2 separate regions of the Mus musculus genome follow, and region 1 is linked to region 2. Evidence: chromatin loops called from intact Hi-C (ENCODE). Cell type or tissue: heart. All regions are shown on one strand. Links, peaks and the distances in the headings refer to the core of each region. The heading gives the core; the rest is flanking DNA.

Region 1 (11,286 bases), core at 2,056-10,055, 53 kb after region 2:
ACTTCTCAGTCTACACAACCTGTGAGCGCTGATGACTGAGTCTCTAGCTCACTAAAGAAAAAACCTCTTAATCATGAATCATGATATCATAATATCATAAGGTATTTTAATATCTTAGTTCTCCTTAGATGCCCATAAAACTTGAGCAGTCTGTAGGCTTCTGTTCTGGATCTCTCTCTCTCCCTCTCTCTCTCTCTCCCTCTCTGTCTCTCATACACACATTCTGTTTCTTCTCATGGTGATTTATTAAGATTTCCAACAATAATTGGTGCAGATGACAAACTTCAACTTAAGATTCTAAAAGAAAGAAGAGGTTGAAATCCTAACAGCCTGAATTGATCAGTGAGGGGGAAAAAAAATCTACAATTGTGGTCAAGAGCGCCCATGTGGAGCTTGTGGCATATTCCAAAGACTTGCAGGCAGTTCCAAGAACGTCTCTGGAAGCTGACTGCTGTGGGCCGTTCATCTGCAGAGGGGAAGAGAGGTGAGCCAGGCTCGGACAGTCACCCTCTAAAGCAATACTTCCCAACCTGTGGATCTCCACCAGTTTGACAAACTTTCATCTCCAAAAGTATTTACATTACAATTCACAACAGTAGCAAAATTACAACCATGAAGTAGCAAGGGAAGTAGTGTTATGGTTGGGGTCACCACGGGAAGAACTGCATTAGGGGGTGGCAGTGTTGGGAAGGCTGAGAACCCCTGCAGGATCCCTCCCAGTTCTGCTTGTCTTCCTCTTTGCAATGCCTGTGACTTGTTCACCCACAGATGGTGTCCCTTCCCCAGCAGAGAGAAGCCCATATTAGTGCACGGCCTGCCTCATTCCTGTTTTCCCAAGGGATTCCTGAGAATCCCTCCACTTCCTCTCGCTCCTCCCCACCCCCTATCTAATTGTGGCAGGAATAATTATCGGATATTTCCTGCCCTGGAAGTGTCTGCTCTTCTGTGGGAGCCCCCATATCCTCTTCCTCCTTTAACGGCCAATTAGACCTTGCCTAAAGATGTGGAGGGCGATTTTCATCCCCAGAAAGCGAAATATGGAGATTTATCCATACGTCCAGGAAGAGGCCATAGCAGGTAACTGATTGGTTGGTGTCTGCCCCAGCTGTAGGGAGACTTACAAGGGAAAGATTTACTGGAAGGTGTAGATTAGGATTGAGAAGGAAGCCTACCATCAGATACTGAGTGTCAACTGGATGACTAAGAACCTAGGCTGCTCTTCCCTTGAGGGACGTTGATCTAGATAACCATTCCAAGGATGGAAGAGACAGCCTAGGGCCATCCACACTCAGGAAAGGCTGGAGATAAACCGGTTGAGGTTGCTGGAGGCAACTGTTGTGAGGTAAACCTGAGTCTCTTTGCAGTTTTCGGGCAAGCTCACTTGAAAGCTGACCAAAGGGGGTGGTGAATTCAGAACCTGAAGCCACGCCCCCAGCAGCCTCTGGTGTAAGTGACGTCAGGATGACTTTTCTGTGAGCGCAGCCCTTACGACTCAAACCCACATAACATAAAACAACAATCCTGCTGAAATGCGTTGGGATGGTGAGGGAGTGAGGCTTTTAGTATTAGGTTTTGATTCTTCGGTGTTCATCTATATTTTCTGCTGTCCTTCGAGACAGGCCAAAGCAAACTCCCATTCTAAAGAAAAGGCTGTCCTCTTGCCCGACTCAAGAGCCGCGCTGTGCGGCTCCTCGGAGAGTGAGTAACATTGGCTGCCCCTCTCCAGTGGCAGTTACATGACAGTGCTGATGTCCATTTGGGACCCAACTGGCACAGAAAGTCCCAGGAAGCTGAGCATGCGGGAATATGAATGGTGGGGTGGAAACTTCCTGAAGAGAGATATGCTAAGGAGACATTGTGTCCCTCCCTATGGCTATCGGGACTATTGGGACAAAGGGCCCAAGGAACTTGAAGTTGCGGGTTTCTTCTCTGTGCTGGAGAATGAACACGGGGATTCCTGTACACTAAACATACGCTCCTGTACCTAAACACACACTCTACACTCCCAGCCACAGAGCAAGCTGAGGCAGCCCAGTCTCCCATTCAGTCTTTAGCCAACAACCAGCTTCCTGTTGCTGCTTGCTTCCCACCAAGCCTTAGCACACTCGGAGGTGACTCTTTTCCCAGTGGCTGAAGCATCACCTGCTATTGCTGGGATTGGATGAGATCCCACTAAAGCATTCAACACAGAAACCTAGGTCCATCCACGCCTCCTGGCCACGCAGGCCTCCTGGCCAACTCCCACCTCCTCTCCGGTCCTGCCACTTGCTCTCCTAGATTTGGTTGTCAGTTAAAAGCTCATTCAAACACAGGTCAAAATGAAACCATGGAGTTTAAAGGCACACAGGGAATCGCCACAGCCTGCTAGAAATGCACAGGGAAAGAGACAACCAGGGAGCAGGAGAACCCTGCAAGGTCAGTTTACAAAAAAACCAAAGCCCTTGTTTCCTCCACAGGGCCAGCACATGTCTCCTAGGAAATTAGAGCTCAAGTCACTGGCTAAGAGGATGCCAGGTTGGCCAGCATTCTCCCTACAATGGCCCAGAGAGACAGCTTCGGGGAGCCCTGCAGACCCAGGGTTTCCTCCATGTAGAAACAAGTTGCTTCTCTTTTACCTGTGATGGGAAGCTGCCATGCTAAGTAAGAGAAGGTGTCAGGGGGTTGGTTTACTGAACACTCGTGAGTTTCGAACCAGGGGTGTGCCACCATTTTGGGGCCTCGTCAGTCTGTGGGCTCTGCCCCACTCTCCTCACTCGCCCTCAGCCCATTCGTCAGTCTGCGGTCCCATGAGGGTGTGACACCATCCTTCCTTTCCTCACTCACCAGCTAGCCTAGAGGTTGGGAAGGTACACACAGAAGTTGCTCTGCTCCTGCAGTCAGAGGGTCAAGATGGTCTCAGAAGACCACAGGTTGGAGATGGGAAGCCTTCAGCTCCTGCCACACCCCGGATCTCCCAAACCACTCATCTGGGGACTTACTTGCCCTTCCTCTGAGGTAGGAACCCCAGGCATGATGAGATCTGGCCAAGCAGAAGGTCTGTGGGCAGAGAGCATGCCCTTTGCCTTAGGGGAATACCACAGTGCTCCATCCCCTTTTCATGTTTAATTTATACATTTTAACATCTTACATACATATGCAAGGACGGCTCTTCACAGGAACTTCGTGCACTACACGCTAGGCACTCGCTGTACCAGCTGAGTTCAGCCCTTCCCATCCCTTTCCTAAACTCTGCCAGTAATCCCAGACGATAAGTCCTGAACATCTTGTAATTGAATTCCATCAGAAATCCATTCAAAGTCACGATAGGAATTTCCCTTCCACCCCACTTCTCTTGAGAGAGAGCACAGCAGGCAGTCGCTGCCGGCAGGTGAGAACGCAATGACATCAGCCTTAGATCTGCTGTTCCTTAAGAACAGGTCTGTAAACTGCACAAGCAGATCTCAGAGAAGCGACCTTGTAAATGCGAGAATGTTCTGTGGTTTTATTTTTTGGTTCAAGCCAAGCCCCTGAATTCTCCAAGTCCTGAGCCTTGCCAGCCACAGGCTGACCAACATGACTAATGCAAGTTACCCACGGTCTTACCATCCTTGGGCATAAAGCCGCTCCAGCTGGAGCAAGCCTGCCAAGCGTGCAGGGAGCCCTGCTAACGGTACATGACAGTCGGAGGGCTTTGGAAACATTCCCCGAGCCAGCTGTCTATCCACCCCCACAGTTGTCTGTCTGGAGATAAGGCTCCCATGCTGGTCACTCAGAGATGCGTCACAGGAGTCTTGGATGCTGCTCCCAGCAGAGCTCTGCCAGGCAGGTCCACAGAGAGGTGGCCTGTGCTGACCCGGAACCAAAAAGCCACCCCCACAGTGTCCTGAGCTATCCTTTGCCTCTGTGTTCCAGATCTGTCATTCATTCAAATGGGTCATTAGGGATGGGCTCTTTGTTTGTGGGAGCTTGCTTAGTGTGGGGGGGGGGGGGGAGCAGAGAGAGAGAGAGCTGAGAGAGGAGAGAGAGAGAGCAGAGAGAGAGAGAAAGCAGAGAGAGAGATTACAAATGAGTTTCTATTTCTCCTTCCCACTTAGTGACGGATACATATTTTCCATTAGTAAAGCATTGAGCTCTTTTTACTTTTTAAGAACAGTGTAGGTGGCATATTTCACAATCTTGGCAAGGCAGACAAGACATTTGGGGAGTAAATCAAAGCTGGAAGCCAGAAGTCTTGGCCTAGACTTGGACTGCCACTTAGGGAAGTGTAGCAGAGGGAATCAGGTGAGAGGACAGAGGGAGACTGCAATGAGCCTCCTGGCTTCCCGGTGTATAAATGGTCCTTGGTGGAGATGGGAGGGAGTGGGCTGGGGTGAGATCCGTGCTGGATTTAGAAGTTGAGGGAGAATGGAGGGCATGAGACTCACTCCTCAAGCTTATTTTTTTTTCACAGTCACTAATTTCTTTTTTTTTTTATTTGACTTTTGAGTTCAGTAGGAGATCTCTAAAGCGAGACTTCAGCAACTCTCTGATGAGTTGAGAAGAGAGGCCGCTACCAGCTTAAGAGCAGCCTTAGCCTAAGAAAAGAGCTGTCCACACTGGCAAGCCTGACAACCATCAGGCCTCTAGGATGATCAGCTGCTGGCCAGAGGCTTTGATGCTATTCTTAGAACACAAAAGACTGAATCTACGCAGGTTTTACTCCTTTTCCCTCTGTGTCCTCTTCCTGGCCCCTCCTTGGAAATTCATTTCCCTGGCCATTTTACATGATAAGGAAGAGACTGGGTTTGCCATGGGGAAACACATTGCCAATTTAAATAGCATCAGTGAAGAAGTGGGGATTTCAGAGAGTCTGGAGTCACCATTGCTTAGAAATGGAATGGAGGAATTCACCATCACTGGTGCGTGGAAGCAGACATATCTGGCCCAGAGAGGGTGGCAGTTGGAAGCCATCAACCAAGTTAGCATGGCATGGCTTCATTACAGCATCCTTTGGATCACGTTCCTAGAAAACTATTTTCTTCCTTAGGTATGTGAAATAACTCCCCCCGCCCCCCACCGCCCAACTTAGAGAATTTTATTAAAAAAAAAAAAGTCAATTGCTAATTCCTGCCAAATTTTGGTTGTGAGTTTTTTGGTTTTGTTTTGTTTTGTTTAATTGGCAGGGAGAGTAAAAGAACACATACACTGTGTGCAGCAGCTCAGCGCTTGGCATTCTGGGAACAGTTGGAAAAGGAGGCTAAGAAAGGGAAAGAGTGAGGGGCACTAGGGAGAAGCCAAAAGAAAGCGGCTACCCACCTACTCCAGGTCCCTGGGTGGACAACTCCTGTGTCCCAGCTGCAAAATTAGATTAAGTCATGTGTTTAAAGCACTCCTAGCTCTCAAGAGTTGGGTCGTCCTTGGAAACATAGCAGTTCTAGGCCATCATGGGCTGCACTGGTTTTTGTTTTGTTTTGTTTTGTTTTTTAAGAAAAACCTCCTTGGGTTACTCATCATAGGTCACCCTAAGACCTTGCCAGAGACACTGACCCCATCTGACTTGGGGACATGAGGACCAGGCAGTGCGGGTCAACCTGGTGGGTGTTTAATTAGCCCCCAAGCTTGGCTGGCCCCGAACTATAGTTCTGTAAATCAGAACTCCCTCGCTGGTTGTTTTCCCACAAATGACCAAAAACGACTGGGCTGAGCCTAGTCTTGTGAAATCCTTCCTCCTCCGAGGTGTGTAATATTCCCTGGGTGACACAGTCCAGTTTTAAGAAAGACATGGGAAAAAAAATGGGACTTTTCAAAAATCGGGTACGTTTTTGGGAGATTTGCCATGAAACTGTTTAACGTGTAAATTCCCACACAACTGACCTAATGCAGTTTAATCTGGTCATGTGTGCACCCCATCATCTTCCTGGCAGGAAAGCTGTAAGCCACCTGCTCCTCTAGGAGGGAAACTGCCTAGGTGCTGGCAGGGTCTGTGTGGGGCTCACTCTGGTTGTCTGAAACCTGGTCATTTCAGAAGTTCCCTCTGTGGCTCAGACCATTAAAATTCTCAGTGGCTTGAGTAATGTTCCCAGGGCTAAAAGCATCTTATGTCCTTGAATATGGTCCACGTTAGCAACATATCCAGTAAGCTGGTGGAGCAATCTGATTAGATTGCCAGAGCCCCAGCCAGCTGGAGTTCTAGACTTTAACAAGGTTTTGAGTGGGATGTTTGTGCAAGCTCATCCGTCACTGACCAGAGAGTAGCTTCCATCTCCAGCTCCTCCTAAAGGACATTTTGTTAATACAGTCTGAATCTTCCATGCACCAATCTTTATGCGGAAGAACGTTCTCCAGCAGATGCAATATTTAAATGAAATCCTACATGTTTCCTAAACATTAATTCACTCATCTTCTGTCCAGTAGAGGCCTCTGACTTCTTGTGTCTGAGTCCCCATTTTTCAATGTTTATGTAGAAACACCCTAACCCAAGAAAAGCCATTGTGACTCCAACATTGTCTTCCAAAGGGAGGGAAGGCTTCACCTCTTCCGGTCCTGGAGAAACTGTTAGCAGCTGAGAGAGATAGGGAAATAAGAGGGCAGAATGCACAGCAGGTGGGATGTCTGTCACAGATTTTCCAAGGCAGTGCTCTGAGCTCCCTGGGAAGGGTCTGAAGGTCGCCATGCCAATAAGCTTTGCATTTTGTGAGTTTAGCAGAAAACTGCTCTTTTCTTAAATCATCTTGTTTCCCAAGAAGGAGATACAGACAGCCCTCGAGGCTTCCAATGCCTCCTAACAGAAAACATCTGCTGAACTTCCGGAATGTTCCTCGGGCCTTGAGCACACACCCACACGTTTCCAGCTCTTTCCTAACCATGAAGTTGGCTTCCACAGACTTTGGTTTTACAGCCAACTCTTCCACCCAGTTGTTGCATTCACCCTCGACTCCAGCTCCGTTTCGGGGGTTGATTCCATGGTGGGGCTTAGCTCTCTGTTGTGGGACAGAAAGAGGCAGCATCTTCATAGAGTGTCTGCTGTGACACTCATGGTGTTAACACTGACTGCGTCACGCCAGCTTAAGATGGTCTGACCCACGCATTTTAAGATGAATAAGAACATAATCGAGCAGCATGGAGCATTGTGTGGCCCAAAGGAACTCCAGAAAGGGGTTCCTGTGGGAATGAAGTGCTTTTGTTAGGCTTCTTCAAAGTTCTTCTTTAGTTTAGAAAATCCTCTTTGGGTACAGCAATCCTTACTGATGGCTCTGGGTGTTTTGCTCGGCTCTGCTTATATTCTGAAGGATTGTTGGTCCTGAGCAGTGGTTCCCAACCTGTTATTCGTGATCCCTTCTTGGAGGCCACATCGCAGAGATCCTGCATATCAGACATGTACATTATGATTCACAACAGTAGCAAAGTTGCAGTTAGGAAGTAGCAACATAAGGAGCTGTATTAAAGGGTCGCAGCATTAGGAAGGCTGAGAACCCCTGCTCTCAAGAGTCTTAGAAACCCTGTCTCTGTGACTAAGTCACTGTTCTAGTCTATGTGGCCATGTGACCAAACACCTCAGACTAGAGAACTTAAGGTCATTGCTTGGGCCTTGGAGAAATGCAGTTAAGAGCACTTGCTAGCCGGGCAGTGGTGTTGCATGCCTTTAATCCCAGCACTCGGGAGGCAGAGGCAGGTGGATTTCTGAGTTCGAGGCCAGCCTGGTCTACAAAGTGAGTTCCAGGACAGCCAGGGCTACACAGAGAAACCCTGTCTCGAACAAAACAAAACAACGAGCACTTGCTAGTTGGTCTAGGTTCCCAGACCCACACCCTTCTGTAACTGCAGCTCCCGAGAATCCAGTGCCCTTCCCTGGCCTCCATGGGCAGTGCGCACGTGGTACTCATACTCACGAAAGCAAACAGCCCACACCTGAACACCACAGATTCAGTGTCGAGGGAGGAGTCACTGCGTCCCAGGCAGTGCCTAGCTCCTGTGTCCTCTCATGGACAGGGTAGTCCACTAACCCGTTTATGAAGATCCACCTGTAACCTTCACACCTTCTGATAACAAAACCTTCAATGCCACTTTGGGGGTGGGGGGTGGGGCACAGGTATTCACTTCAGCATGTGGGCTTTGGGGATCTTCACATACTCAGACCAGAGCAGTTTCTGCCAGGTGATACAGCTTAGCAAACAGTATAACGGTGGTGGATTTAAGTTGCTTCCTTTTGCTATCTGGCCTTTGACGCTATCACTTCTGGGTCAGTTCAGTGCTTCTGATATAAAGTTAAATGGCAGAGTATGCAGCCAGAGGAGCTGGGCTGAGGTCTGAGGGACAGTAGCGTTTCAAGAGACCACGGAGAAATCCCTGCATGAAAGCTAAGAGAGAAGAGACAGGAGAGGCCCATCAGGGCCATGCGCCACCCTGCCAGCTCACAGGGGACACCCACCTGCCATACTCACACTGAGGGGAACTGGCAGTGTCCACTGGGAACTGTCTTGTCTGTTGCTTTGTGGAAAGGTACACTAACAGACAGCGACAGCCAGGGCTCTTCACAGCAGGAGATAGTACTGTGGTTGATCGCTGTGCTGGGTAGACTGCAGCCAGCCCACAGTGGTCACAGTTCTGCCTCCCAGATTCTTGTCTGGTGTGTCAGATCCAGAGCAGTGCTACTGTTTTGCATGAAAAAAAAAATTAATATTTGGATCACAGGAATGGTTGCCAAACTGAATGGCTAGTACATTCCCACAATCGCATAAGCCATAATTCCCCAGTGTAGACCAGATAGTGGGTTACTATTCATAACCCTAAATCTCTGAGCTGAAGAGGCCTGAGCACACCAGAAAGCTCCCCCTAGATATGTTGAAAGCTTTCTAGGGAGTCATGGCCAAATGTGGCCCTCAGTGTTCACAGAGGAAGGACCCCTGAAGGCTGGAGCTGTACTTCAAGATCAGCATACCGCCTGGTCTTAAAGAGGTTACAGGCTGAGGACACACCAGCAAATTAGGAGTCATAGTTAGAAACCATTCCATGTCTAGATACCTCCCCCAAACCCAGGCAAACCCAGGCCACCCAGTTGCTTTCAAAGGGGAGTTTGTACAACTGGAAATGGGTTTCTACGATAACAGTACTTTAATAAGAAATTTAATTTGAATTATTTGTGATTTACAAATAAGTCAGCTGTTTTCCCTCTGGCACCATTGACAATCAACTTTTTTTAAAAGATTTTATTTATTTATTAAGGACACTGTAGCTGTCTTCAGACACCCCAGAAAAGGGTGTCAGATTTCATTATGGATGTTTGTGAGCTACCATATGGTTGCTGAGATTTGAACTCAGGACCTTCGGAAGAGCAGTCAGTGCTCTTAACCGCTGAGCCATCTCCCCAGCCCCCGGCAGTCACCCTTTTAAACCTATAACTGTGTATATACAAGATGGGGTGGGGTTGTGCCACAGTGTGCTCATGAAAGTCATAGACAACTTTGTGGAATAAGTTTTCTCCTTCCATTCTCGTATGGGTCCCAGAGGTTGAACTCGGTCCATAAGACTTGCTTGTCATACATCATCAGCCTTGCCTGTCACACATCAGGCTTCCCTGTCACAAGCCATGTCACCATCTCACTGGCCCAAAGTCCATTTTTACACCTTCTAAGTGTAAGAGACATATAACAGTCCACCTGTGTGTGCGCACGTGTGTACTTAGATAACTAGGCATGTGGATCAATGATAAAGATAAATAGAGACGGTGGATACGTGGCAGAGACTGACAGAAGATAGAGAGAGGCGTGGATGGATGGAGGTTGGATAGACATTTCTCCTGACTCCATTTAACCAAGCTGACTGCTCGGTTGTCTTGCTTGCTAGAAGATAAATGAAGACTGGTCTTCCATGCTTGCCTAGCCTCCAGGAGGCTGGTGGACTTTTCTGCATGCATGTCAGGGAAGGAAAGCTCTCTGACTAATCCTGCAAAGGGCCTCTGGTGTCCTGGAAGCTCACCCCAGGAGCCACGCTGGGAGTGAGGACGGAGCAGTGACAAGGGGACGCTTCCGGGGCGTTACAGGCACTAAAGGAGGGAGCACACAGGTGGATATAAATAGACAGGATCCATGTCAAATAGCTAGCCAAGTTGACTTTGCAACCACAACAGCCCCACCCCCAAGCGTGTGGTCCAGGCACTGCACTGGCCCCCTCAAGATGCAAAACAGGCACAGAAGGGGTTTCATAGGGAAGTGTAAGATCAGCTAAGAAACTAGGTGCAGATCAAAGAGGGCTTATCCCAATATCATCTCAGAGAAGAAGCAAGGAGCGACCTTTTCAGGAAGAAAGATGTGTTCACAACATCAGGGCATCGTTAGAAACCATCAAAATACTCAAGGAACGCCATGGGTTCTGTAGTGGCACAGGTTTAAGGTAAGCGTAACACAAGAGTGCCCTTGACTTCTAGACCAGGGAGTTGTCCAGGCAAGGCAAAGGAGAAGCTCGCTAACGGGTTATTAGGACCCAGAGGAGAGGACAAGAGAGACGGACAGACTGGGGAAACACAGGACAGCAGCTACAGTGAAGCATGCTGGGTCCTTGGATTTAAGCCAAATGCTAGCAGTGTCTCTACTTGTCCAGAATTGGACTCCAGAATTGGGAGAAAGAAGGGTTACGGCAGGACAATGGTGCCGGAGGGAATTTAGACGTTCTGTGGTTAGGGATCTGCGGATGCTTGGGCAGAGTCCAGGAGAAGGGTAGGACATGGAGAGTGAGGTGAGGTGTCCTACCAGGGCTTCTGACAAGAACTGAGTTTGGCTAACTCCAGAGATACCTCTGATGGCCCTGAGCCAGCACCCAGGAGAAATGCCCGTTTAAGGAGGAGGACTGTGGAACAGGGTAAAAGCCCTCAGCTTGAGAACATTTGCCTCCTTCATAGGAGAGTTTGATCCAAGGAACTCCAAGAGCCAGCTCTCCCTGGCTCAAGTTATAGATGGGAGAGAGGAAGTGGCTTTGGAAGGTGTCTGGGCCATATCTGAATGAGGAGCCTGTGAGCCCCACAGAACGAGGACTCACAGTCACAGCTGGCCATGGGACATCAGGGGAGTCATGGGTCCACTGCTCTCCACACTTCTGCCATCTTAGCTTTCCTGTGAGCATGATTGGTGTCCCCAGCATGCCAGCCTAGCCAAGCTGACCTCGCTGGACCATCCTTGGGAATTGGGATGGAGCTGCCTAGGAATGAATGGCTGTTCTCATGCAGACAGGCTCCTGCCCCATTGCACAGCAAGTTAAGACACAGCAGGGAACCCCGAGGACATGGAGCTGAGGACAGGCACACACACGTGCATGTGTGCTCACACATGTCGTGAA
Region 2 (11,286 bases), core at 1,772-9,771:
GACCACCAGACTCACTCCTTCTGAGACCCATCCACCAAGTGGTGTGGACAAGGGAGCTTACCCAAAAAGGCACTTTGTCCCATTCAGTGTGGTCTCTGACAAAACTGTCTGAGCCCAGAGGAGCCATGATTCCTTCCCTGAATACATAAAATACCAAACTAGAAACAGTCCCACCCCTAGTTGGAGGTCAGAAATGAGGACAGGAACAAGCACACGGTTCCAATTCCCCCTTCACATCCCAGTCCTGGGTCAGCCTGCAGCCCTGGACTTTGCCTTTCCGACTCTGATAGGGACCCTGCAAGGGGCCCTTGCTACCTTGGGGACCTCGGTCTGCCTGGGACTGCTGTCTGGGCACCAGTAGCATCTACATCTTAATCCTGGCAGCTTGCACACCTACAGGCAAGCGTTCGGAGATGGCAGTGAGGAGGGTTGCTTTCTTTTGCTTACCTGTGAGAAGGCAAAGGAATTCTTGTTTTGCAAAACTCTCATCTTTGTACATGAGGGCCTGAACCCTGAGGGTTCAGGTCACACGTGTGATCCTGAGCTTCAGTGAAGACTATAAAAGGGGACAATATGATCTATGGCTTCTAATCCCCATAAAAATGAGCTTTCCTTACACAGCCAACATTAATTACAACCTTAACAAAGTTGAGGCTGAAAGTATTAAGGTGAACCTGAGCTCGACCATCCTTGAACAAGCATTCAGAGTGGATTATGGGAATCAGAAAGCTACAGCAGGCTTCAGGAGTGTTCCTGGAAGTTCAGAGTGGCTGGAAGCTCCTTTGAAGTCAGCGTGACAACTGTTCCTTCCCACCAGACCGCCTCCACCGCTCTCTTCAGGCTTTTGATTATTATTTCCGGTCCCAGTGGTCAGTCCTGTGCATTGGTCTCTAGTTGAACGTCTGTCCAGTGTCAATAAAATTTCATGTAATTCCCTGCAAAATCCCAGCCATGTCTTAAAGACTGAAATGCTATGCAATTACAGATGAAGTTCCGTGATGTTTTTCGTAAGCATCTCCTGGTGAAATCACACTGGAAGTCACCTGGTGAAGGCAGGATGGGTGATAGGAACATAGCAAGACCTCAGTACTTCCTCACACAGACATCTCATTGGCTGTGTGTCTGTACCCACAATGCTCTGGACCCTCCCCTCCTGTCGCCTCTGCCTCTCCATCAGACTTCAGGACTTATTCAATGTCTTCTCCCAAGAAAGGAGAGCCAGCTCTTCCATAACGCAAGTGTCCTGTCTTGGAACCTCTTTCTACAAGATGCACCTGCCCACTGCAGTGTCACCCTCTGCATCCAGGTCACATGGGTCAAATCAAGCTCCATTTGTCACAGCTGTAACCTTTCATGTCTTAAGCCTTTGTCCTCCTCTGTGAGAGAACTTTAGAATCTGCCCAGTGCATGTGGCCAAAAGGATTCCATTCAGTAATGTAGGGGAAGCCCTTAACGGGGCCTGGTGTAGAATAACCACCTCCCAAAGGCTCTGGTTACCACACTTCCTGTCCATCCCCCCTGCCTTTGGACCTCAGAGCGTGCCTCCTCCAGGAATAGTAATTCCAAGAGCTTTCCAGTCCGGGAGTATACCGCTCCTTCCATCTCTTACCCCAGCCCTGTAAAGCCCAGGCAGCTAGCTCACATCTCTATTCTAATCTGCTCAGCAGCAGAGGAAAGCACTTAGCTTGGCTGCTGAGCTGCTGTCAGAAGATTGGGTAAAACCTCATCTCCAACTAAAGGGCCCGTGGCTGTGGCTGTGGCTGTGGCTGTGGCTGTGGCTGTGGCTGTGGCTGTGGCTGTGGCTGTGGCTGTGGCTGTGGCTGTGGCTGTGGCTGTGGCTGTGGCTGTGGCTGGCTCTGTTTAAAGTATCTGCCTAAGGTTCAGGAATGCCTTTCCACACATACCACAAAGCTGGGGCTGGGTGCACTGGCCTCCACTATCCCCTGACCTCAGTTCTCATGCACCCCTAGAGAGCACACACCACAGTTGCCCTGGTCTTCTCTCATTGACCAGGCAGAACCAGGCTACCTTCCAGCCAGGATTCCTGGTATCAAGCCTCAACATTGTCACCTCCTTGAGACAGATTCACATCGAAGCCTCAGCCTGTTCTCTCAAAGGCTAGGGTGTGACCCACTCGCTCCCACACTCCCAGCTGGCTTTTCTGAGTTTGTCTCCCCACAGTGGAGAGGTCAAGGGGGTGTTGGAATGAAAAACAAAGAAATCCAGTTTGGCTTGTGTTGTTTTAAGAGAGGAATTTATTCTGTGGGTGTCAGTGAAGCGTTAAAACCCCCCAGCTCCCTACAGAGGCCTCCTGCTGTGACCCACACCCCAAGAATTCTGTTCCTGTGATCAGTTACAGCTGGGCCTTGAGTGGCGTCTCAGCTCTGGCCTGTTGCCTTTCAAACCGAATTGTCAAGGTAAACATCTTCATAGATCCTCAGCCACGTGGACAACATGATTAGGAAGATCAGAAAAGTCAGACTAGGAACGTCTGTGCTCCTGAGGTTTGGCTTTACCAGAGAGCTATGTTAGCAAGAACCAAGACCTCACTAGCACACACTCCACTGCAGTGACCTGGGTTCAGGCAAACTTAGGGAAAAGGGAGTCATGAGCTGATCCTTGCTAGGCAAAGCTCATCAAAATATTGTGTTTATTTGTTTTGTTGGGTTTTGAGACAGTATTTCTTGATGTAGCCCTGGCTATCCTAGAACTCACTCAGTAGACCAGGCTGGCCTTGAACTCGGAGATCTGCCTGCCTCTGCCTCTGCCTCCTCTGCCTCCTCTGCCTCCTCTGCCTCCTCTGCCTCCTCTGCCTCTGCCTCTGCCTCTGCCTCTGCCTCTGCCTCTGCCTCTGCCTCTGCCTCTGCCTCTGCCTCTGCCTCTGCCTCTGCCTCTGCCTCTGCCTCTGCCGAGATTAATGGCATGTATCACCATGCTCTGCCCATCTGAGTACTCTTAACCTGCTTAGGGAAGCCTCTCCTCAGAGTCCTGCAAAGCAGGCATCAGGCACTGTTATTAACTAGCTTGGTCCATTCGATTGGCGCATCCCAAAGAGTCTGACTGAACACCATTATGTCTTAGCTAGTGATGAGTTGCCAAAATCAGTGGTAGAGTCTAGAGTGCCTGGAATCTACCGGGGGAGTTGGGAAAGCTGCATCTCAGTGCCGAAAATCCCAGTGAGGAGCTGGAGGTCTTGGGTGAGTCATAGAGCACCTGCTTACTGTACATAAGGCACAGGGTTCCATACTCTCAATACAGCAAGAGAACAATACCTTCTCCTAACACACACACACACACACACACACACACACACACACACACACCATAAAATTTTATTCCTCCTTTCAGAGTTCTTCAGGCCATATTTTTGGCTGTTTGGGGAGTTTTTTGTTTTGTTTTGTTTTTTCTATTCCTTCCATAGATAAACTAGTGAATTATTTTAACCTAGCTTCATGTTGAAGAGGCACGAGCCCATGCAGGTCTCATCTGCCTCCCTACGGTAAATATAAATCTGTCTCTGTAGACCTCTTGCTATTATTTCCTGCCTGGCTTTTATGAAATGCGGGACTAAAACCCCGGGATTTCACAAGCATCAATGCCATTGTCTTGGTTATCTCAGTAGCTCATCTGCATGTTTGCTTTCATGAGCATGAAATACCTAGGACACAAGGAAGTTCCCTGCGAAGAGGCCTTTACAGGTATAACATGCTAGGGCCAAATCAGCAAACCCATCTTTTCTTAAAGTTGGGAACTAGAATGCTAGAGCACACACCAGATCCTGGAAGAACAGAGACTCCATGCCCCTGGTCCATGTTAGCTTGATAAATGAATGTTCTCATGTAATCCTTCCAATTAAATAATTTTCTATGTTAGATCATTTGGGGAAAAATTACATGATTCACTGTCTCTAAAGGCTTGTTTTGGAAGCCATGAGCAGGACACTCCCCAGCCAAAACTCATAGACTTGGGTAGAACTAATCTATGTTATGAGCTTCATGAGGTCCCCAGATTGTGGCTATAAATAAATAAATAAATAAATAATAGTATTCTTTTATTTCAGTGCAATGTGTTCACTGTTCATAACCAGCTCAAAAATAAAGGAAATACCCAGTCACTACAAAAACAGAGATAAATTGAATGGAGAAGTTCAGACTGTTGGACAAATTACTTATGTCTTTAATCCCTGGAGTATTAAATATTTTAGCTGCAAATGCTTTCAAAGATAGATTAGTTTCCTCTGAGGTCAGACAGGACCACAGCTCCTCTTGTAGTCTAAATATGAAAACTTCCCCCATGTCCACCATTACCCTGAATCATCACTGGTATATTATGCATATACTAATGTGTATTAATATGCGATGAGACTTGAGGCTGGAGCAACATCCTTTCTACAGGGAAGACTAGACAGGAACATTGGCTGTGCCTTGTGCGTCTCACTTCCGAAGAGCAAGTGCTGAGCTATGCTCCTCCTTTGCTTGAAGTGTTTATCCCAAGCAGATCATATGTGTGTCACTCATCTCAGTATGAGGTGCTTTTGTGGGTCCCATTGGATGTTTTCAGTCATGGCCATGAAGAAACAGAGGAATGTATGTCCTATGGTCCTAATAGGAAGGGAAAGACGGCCATTAACATCTCAGCACACTCAGCAGAATGCTACTCCATAGCCAGTGAAGGAAAATATAGAACTGTGAAGCCACCTTGTCATCTTTTTGATTGTGTGCATGTGTTCTTGTGTTTGTGTGTGCGTGCATACATGTTTGTGTGTGTGTGTGTGCCTGTCCATATGTATGTGCCTGTGTGTGCCTGTATGTATGTGTGTGTGCCTGTATGTGCATGTGTGTATGCCTGCATGTGTCTGTCTGTGTGCCTGTGCGTGTGCCCATAGCTCATTGTTGAATGTCTTCTTTTATTGCTCTTTACCTTATTTTTTGACCAGGGTCTCTCACTAGACTGGCTATCGAGTCTAGTGAGATGCATGGCAGGCATTTTGCTGACTGGACATCTATCTCCTCAGCCCCTTGTCATAAAATCAGGTGTGACAGATGTGACATACATACGGCTCGGAGTTGAGCGAAAGCTGGGTACTCTGTTTTTCACTCTTTCTGAAGTTTAGATGTGCTGGGCAGTTTTCTAATAAACGTGCTGGGTACAGAGCTTAACTGCTGAAGATTTAAGGCTTTCTGCTGCCCCTTGAACCAAGAGGAGGGTTTGATTTGATTTTGAAAGTCACTCTATAGCTGCATGACTTCACCCCAAGCAGGCTAAATAAATGAATTTTCAACACCATTAATGGACACTAGGCAGACAGCCGATGTGTCAGCGATTTGAAGGGGGTGAAGTGGCAGGGCAAGTGTGGAAAGATACTGTGCTTCCCGGACGCTTTCCTTGGATGGCTTCATTGTGTAGGTGTGTGGCGGGTCGGAATGAGCTGGGAGGTGGGGGGTGGGAGTGGGACACTGTCCAGAGCCCAAGTTCTTCCCAGCCAGAGTGTCAGTCTGATTGGGGCAAATCCCCCTGAAGTCTATTGAACCACCCAGCTGCTTGTCCCCAGTCATGAGACAGCTCAGAGAAGAAGGCAAAACCTCCTCAGGCCACTGTTTCTGAGAGCCACTGAAGTTCAAAGCCAAGTGTATGACTTTGTTTGTCCATCCACTTCTCCTTTCAGAGTCAGTGCTGCCCTCCTCTCACGCCACCTGGACTAGAGGCCTAGGTGACTTCCCAGGTGATTCCTCCATTTAAGAGGACTTGGCCTTCCCTATACTCATACAGCTTCACTGGGTAGCTTCCTTTCCAGCAGTTCTCTGCTGGCTTCCTACCAGTCCCGTTGTCGGGCTGCAGGTTTTGACCTAGTTTGGCTGACTGACTCTTCTCTAAATAGCTTGGTAATCAAGCTACAGGCCTGGTTAGGAACCTTCCCCGCCACATTCCTCTGGGTGTGTCTAACATCCTTCTGACCTCTGCCTGAAATCACTCCTGGAGAAATGCTGTTTAAATAAATTCTGCGCGTCCAGATTCTCCTGGGGTCAACTACGTCATTGTCTTTTCATGCAGGCTTGCTTTCTTCCTTTCTTTCTTTCTTTCTTTCTTTCTTTCTTTCTTTCTTTCTTTCTTCCTTCCTTCCTTCCTTCCTTCCTTCCTTCCTTCCTTTCTTCTTTCTTTCTATCTTTCTTTCTTTTGTTCTTTCTTTCTTTTAAATAAAGAAACTTACTAAAGTTGTTTTCTTCTAGAATAATCTCTGCCATTTCCAACTTAAGAGATGAGTTTGTACTGAGCCTAAAATATAGCAGTAAATACAGGACAATGCCAGGGCTCAGCAAAGAAGAAGCTGCTGGCATCAGGAAGCCAGGCGTGGTGGTTCACATTTGTAACATCCCCAACTCCAGGAGTCGCATCTTCTTTTTGGAGGCAAAAGGAGCACTATGCATGTGTGCAGGGGTAGATCAGGGTACCCCAGCCCTGCAATGCTCTTCTGCACCAATTTTTCCATTTTTTTTTTCGTCTCAGAGATTTCTATGTTGGAAAATGTTGGGAAGACATGAAGAGCCCTCTGTTTTCCTATTGATCATGGTGACCATGTAGTGACCAAATCCACCACAGGGAGATTGGCAGGGATCACATGCATGGCCACCTTGGTTCCCCCTTCCTCTTAGAAGGAGAATGTGCATATTGAGGTCAGAGGGCAATGTCCAAGAGTTGATTCTTCCCTTCCAACAGGTAGATCCAAGGATTCAAACGCAAGTCATTGGCGCCTTTACTGTTGAGCATCTTGCTGGCCCTAAGGCCTCCATTTTAATGTAGTTCAACGTAAGACTCTCTTTATGAAGTTACTGCTTTTCCCAAGTCTCCCTGATGGATTTTTACAACAGATTCTGTTGTGCTTTGTTTATATGAAATCGTGTATCTAAACATGATGCCGGCTTTAGTTCGTGCACTTTTCGTTTTTCTTGTCTTATTTCACTGGGCTACAACATCTTAGCCACATTAAGTCAGGGAGTACTTACCAACTGTTGTGGTTTGGTCTGTTGCTATATATTGTGATGCTAGATTCCTTAATGTAAAAATACCAGTTAAATTAAAAAAAAAAACGTACAGCCAATTCCTGGAGGGAAGAGAAGAAGGCAGGTTTTGAGTTACCTGGTTGGGGGTGGGGGTACAGAGAGAGGAATAAGGAGGAGGAAGAAGAGGAGGAAGAGGAGGACACAGAGAGGAGGAGGCCACCATGGAAGAGGTGAACCATGAGCAGATGGAGAAACAGGAGAAACAGCAAGTATTTGCGGTACACCACTGAGGAATCAGTCAGACCTGCATAAGAAAAGTAGATTAGAGGTTACCCCCCAATAATTGTCAAAGGAGTGTCATTCATTCACAAGCTAGACTTGGTTAAGATTAAATTGGCTGAGCTACATCAGCCCCTGGCGTGTTACATGAGCTTTGCTAGTAGGCTTGGAGGTGAACATTGGAAATATTTTCTGAGCAGAGGTTATCTGGACTCTTTTCAACTAGAAAGTGGCGTGGGAAACTATTTTCTAAGTCTTCTTGTCTCTAACTCGATTACACAGAGATTCAAAGCCAGAGACACACACGAAGGACGTGTTGACACCGACACAAACCAATGTTTCATGCCTGCTCCTCTGAAGAACGTGACAGCTCCGTTCTCAGAACACTCTTGAACAGGGTATATTCTCCCTCCTCTTCTTGTTCTCCTCAACTTGGATGCCAGTTGTGCCTTCTGGTCTCCTCCAAAGCCAGCATGACTTACAGAAGGCAAGAGGTGTGCTCCCGAGACATGGATTTATGGAGTTTTTCATGTTAACTTTTCACTGTCTTTATCCCCGCTACAACTTTACTGACCTTGAAAGTTTAACTTGGAAAGGCCGCTGGAGAATCCTTCCAGTATTAACTGGTTTTCTGAGTGATTGATTTATGTCATATTTCTGATGTCAGCAGTAGTCTCAAGAGTGTTGCTGGCTTCTGAGAAACAGTGGTGCCCACTGCCAAGCTCAGCTGGAGGTCTTCATTACCCAAACACGGGGTGATATTTCTAGACGGTCTCTTCTGACGGTAGTCACAAAGGTCAGGGCTCCCAATGAATAAGAAGGGGGTGTGGGAGGCATTATAGCCTCCTGAGGTCTTGTGGTGCTTGCTTGTTTCTGGAATGTGTGGGTCACCCCTACTCTGACCTGGGAGGGCTCCTAACTATAGATGCCACTTGTGAGCCCGTCCCTGCCTTGCCTTGTTTTACCTTAACTGTCCTTGCCACTCACTAGGCACAAATGTGTTTCACAGAGCCAGCTTCTTATCAGTAAAACCAAAGATGCTTCCGATTTCCTAGAAGGCATCCTCTCCTCGGCTATTCTGGGACCTCAGGTCCATGCAAATCTTTCACATGTGTGCAGTGACTCTCAGCCCTGCTGAGCCTCTGCACCTGATTTTATGTCTCCTCCCACATCTCCAGTCCCTCCACAAGGGAGGCTTTGCGTAGCACCTTTCTTCTTCAAAGACTTCTTCACCAAAGTGCCAGACTAGTAAACATCCTTCTAACAGTAGCAAGTCCCTTTGAACCCCAAGGAGAGGTGGCCCACAGCCTGGGTGCTGTCTCACCCCACTACCCCACAGTACACAATCACTATGGGTCCTGGGCACTGTATGCTAGAAGCCTGGGTTGTGGCCTTCAACAGTCACACAACTGCTTCTCTACATAGTTCTTACTATAAATAATTACATTGTTCTGTTCTAAGATAAGGTCTTATCGGGAGGGAGGCCCTGAACTAAGTGCTTTAGGCATATGACCTTAAGTTACCTTTTCTGAGGCCACAGGAAGCAGGAACTCCATCCTCCTTCAACTGCCCAGGAAACCAGGCCCAGAAAGTTAAGTTAGTGGTACCAGGTACCACTCGCCAGGCCGCCTGACTCCATTGCTTCTCTGATAGTTGCACATATGATGACAGATCACAGAAGGAATTGTGTGCAGTGTGCAAAAATGCCTGAGCTCAGAGCCCTAGGGTAATATCTGAGACATAATGCAGCTAACCTCTATGGAGCTGGGCAGGACATTCTATGAGGTTGAGCTGCAGACGTGAAACCCCGAAGAGGGGCTGGGCTTTTGAAGTGCTTGCTGTTGTTGGCTTGTCAATCACAGCAGGCCTTGCTGTGCACATATCAGAAGGCGCTAGAGTTACATGCCAAAGATTGTGTCCTAGGTCCTTTCTTTTGGGGGACCCTCCCCAGTGGAGATCAACACATGGCACATGGAGGGCAGCTTCCATTCTCGAGTAGAGAAGACTCCCATTTCCTCTCTACCCACCATAGCATCCACGACATGCATTTGAGATGTGTGTCACCAAAGCAACCCCATTGCCAGGTAGATGTGTCATGTAGGAAGCCTGGACAGAACTGTCTTGCTGAGTATTGTAAGACTGATTGAGAACAATCACAAAGCAGCCACATGCCAGGCAGGCATCATTTGCAAGTGGTTGACTCATGAAAAGCATTGGTTGTAGGAAGATTGGCTGATGCTAAGAAGATAAGAATTGCGTAATTTATAAAGTGTTATGTCAGCTCTATAGAAAGACATACAGCTGGAAGGCCAGAGGCCAGTGGTCTGCTCGCATCAGATCAGCCCCACAGGGAGCAGCCCTCTGCCCATTTTCCAGATGCAAGCCACTAGAGTTCTCCTTGTGGCGCTGTTGAGTTCTCTCGTGCTGCGAGTATGGAGGGGTTCTTGGTTCTGCCCCACAGTGTCCACTCTGGTTTCTTCCCCTAGCTATTACCACAGCTTTGGCACATATCCCCCAGGAGGTGACATGTACCTTGAAGAAAAAGAAATCTAGGAAGGATTCTTTGTTTCTGTTTTTTTATATGATTTCACTGCGTGGTCTGGATTGGCTTTAAACGGTCATTCTCCTGCCTCAACCTCCCCTATGCCGAGTGTTGAGACATTATTAAATACACCTTTCTTCTGGGAGATTTAAAGTACATTTAAATGGTTGGTAGGTACCATCTCCTGTCTTTACAATGTGTGCGGGACGTAAGGAAGAGAGGTAGCTTTGGCAAGCAAAGTTCAAAGGTTGCCATGGAAGCCTAACAGGCTGCCCACTGATGTTGACTCCGCATTTTTCCGGTGCCAATAGGACTCGCACTCTTGCCCCCAGATGGCCCCTGGGGTGCTTCTCCTTCCTTTCAGCCTACAGCTGCTTACATGTTCCCAGACAGTTTGGGATTTTTTTTTTTTTTTTTTTTTTTACTTTTATCCTCCAGGCCATTCTGAATTATTTTCTCCGCTATTCTGGAACACTGATGCTGAGAATTAAGAGCTGACCATTTCCTCTTTTCCTGGAAAATACTCGAATGGCTCTCTGATAATACATTGGGTTGTGTGTCTCAGGCAATGCCAGCCCTTCATGAACATGCAGGGAGCTATAACGATGCCTTAGTCGGGGGGCGAGCATAACAGTGCTATTCATGCGAACCGATGAATTAAAAAAGTGGGAGATGAATATGAAAAGGATGTTGAATAAGCAAGTTTTTATGGGGGCCTCAGAACAGATTGCAGTTTGGAGATTAGCCTGGGAGCCTGGCACAGTGGCCATCCTCATCAGAGCTGCTGGTGCCAGCTTGGGCTGGCTTCTCCTGCCTTTGTTTCTGACCCCAGTGACAACCAGCCAAGTCAGCTTGATTATACCACTGAATATGATGTCACACCAACAAGGAAATGTGCAGCTGTTACATGTCCTGGAGAAGATGGGTCTTCCTCTATCTGCACTCCAGGTTCTGAGAGGAACTCAAGCAATGGGGTGTCCTGCTGAGAGCTCAGGGCCTACCCCAAAACTGCCTGGTTCTGGGACCTCAGCTTCTCAGCACCAGTGCTATCTGGAGCCTTGAGCAGAGGAGGATTCTTTTCTTCTATAAATGGACAACTGCAGGATTTCCTACCCAGTGGTGGCATTGGCCTCTGTGTACTTCCCTGCCATCCCCTGCTGGCTCCTCGGCCAGTTACAACAGAGGTTCCAGCATGCACCTGTGAGCAGTGGTCATGTGTGGATAGTTCAGGGAGGCCCTGCAGTGTGTTCTCTGGGGACACAAGATGTCCCCATCAGTCTTCAGAGCGGCTTAGTAAAGCATTCATCTACCAAAGATGGAACATTGGGCCTGGGGCTCAGTATGAGAGCACACACCAAAGACAAGCAGGTCCTAAGTCCATTTGCAGCATCAGTACTTGATTGATGTTCTGGATATTAAATGTGACCACCAAAGGAGATGCTTCTAAAACAAGCATCATGATGGCAG

What was found. Peaks named below come from ENCODE experiments on the same cell type or tissue, not always from the same donor. Only the 100,000 strongest peaks of a DNase experiment are listed, where the experiment ranks them.
Region 1: it touches region 2 in a loop (2.4-fold over the local background); 3 of 42 quality-filtered maps call a loop at or near these places.

Annotation. Positions count from the first base shown.
Region 1 is chr8:11,378,934-11,390,219 of GRCm38, forward strand. All of the region lies in intron 4 of Col4a2 (collagen, type IV, alpha 2), which reads left to right. Among named protein-coding and RNA genes, the nearest start is that of Gm46030, 44 kb to the left of the region's middle. In heart, for the core only: a CTCF peak has its summit at 6,237; DNase peaks (open chromatin) are centred at 2,898, 3,748, 4,668, 6,768 and 2 weaker places; H3K4me3 peaks cover 321 bases; H3K27ac peaks cover 5,949 bases.
Region 2 is chr8:11,325,973-11,337,258 of GRCm38, forward strand. All of the region lies in intron 3 of Col4a2 (collagen, type IV, alpha 2), which reads left to right. All of the region lies in intron 1 of Gm46030 (a long non-coding RNA gene), which reads right to left. Among named protein-coding and RNA genes, the nearest start is that of Gm46030, 8.5 kb to the right of the region's middle. In heart, for the core only: no CTCF peak of the experiment used is centred there; DNase peaks (open chromatin) are centred at 5,839, 8,391 and 8,835; H3K4me3 peaks cover 1,108 bases; H3K27ac peaks cover 5,613 bases.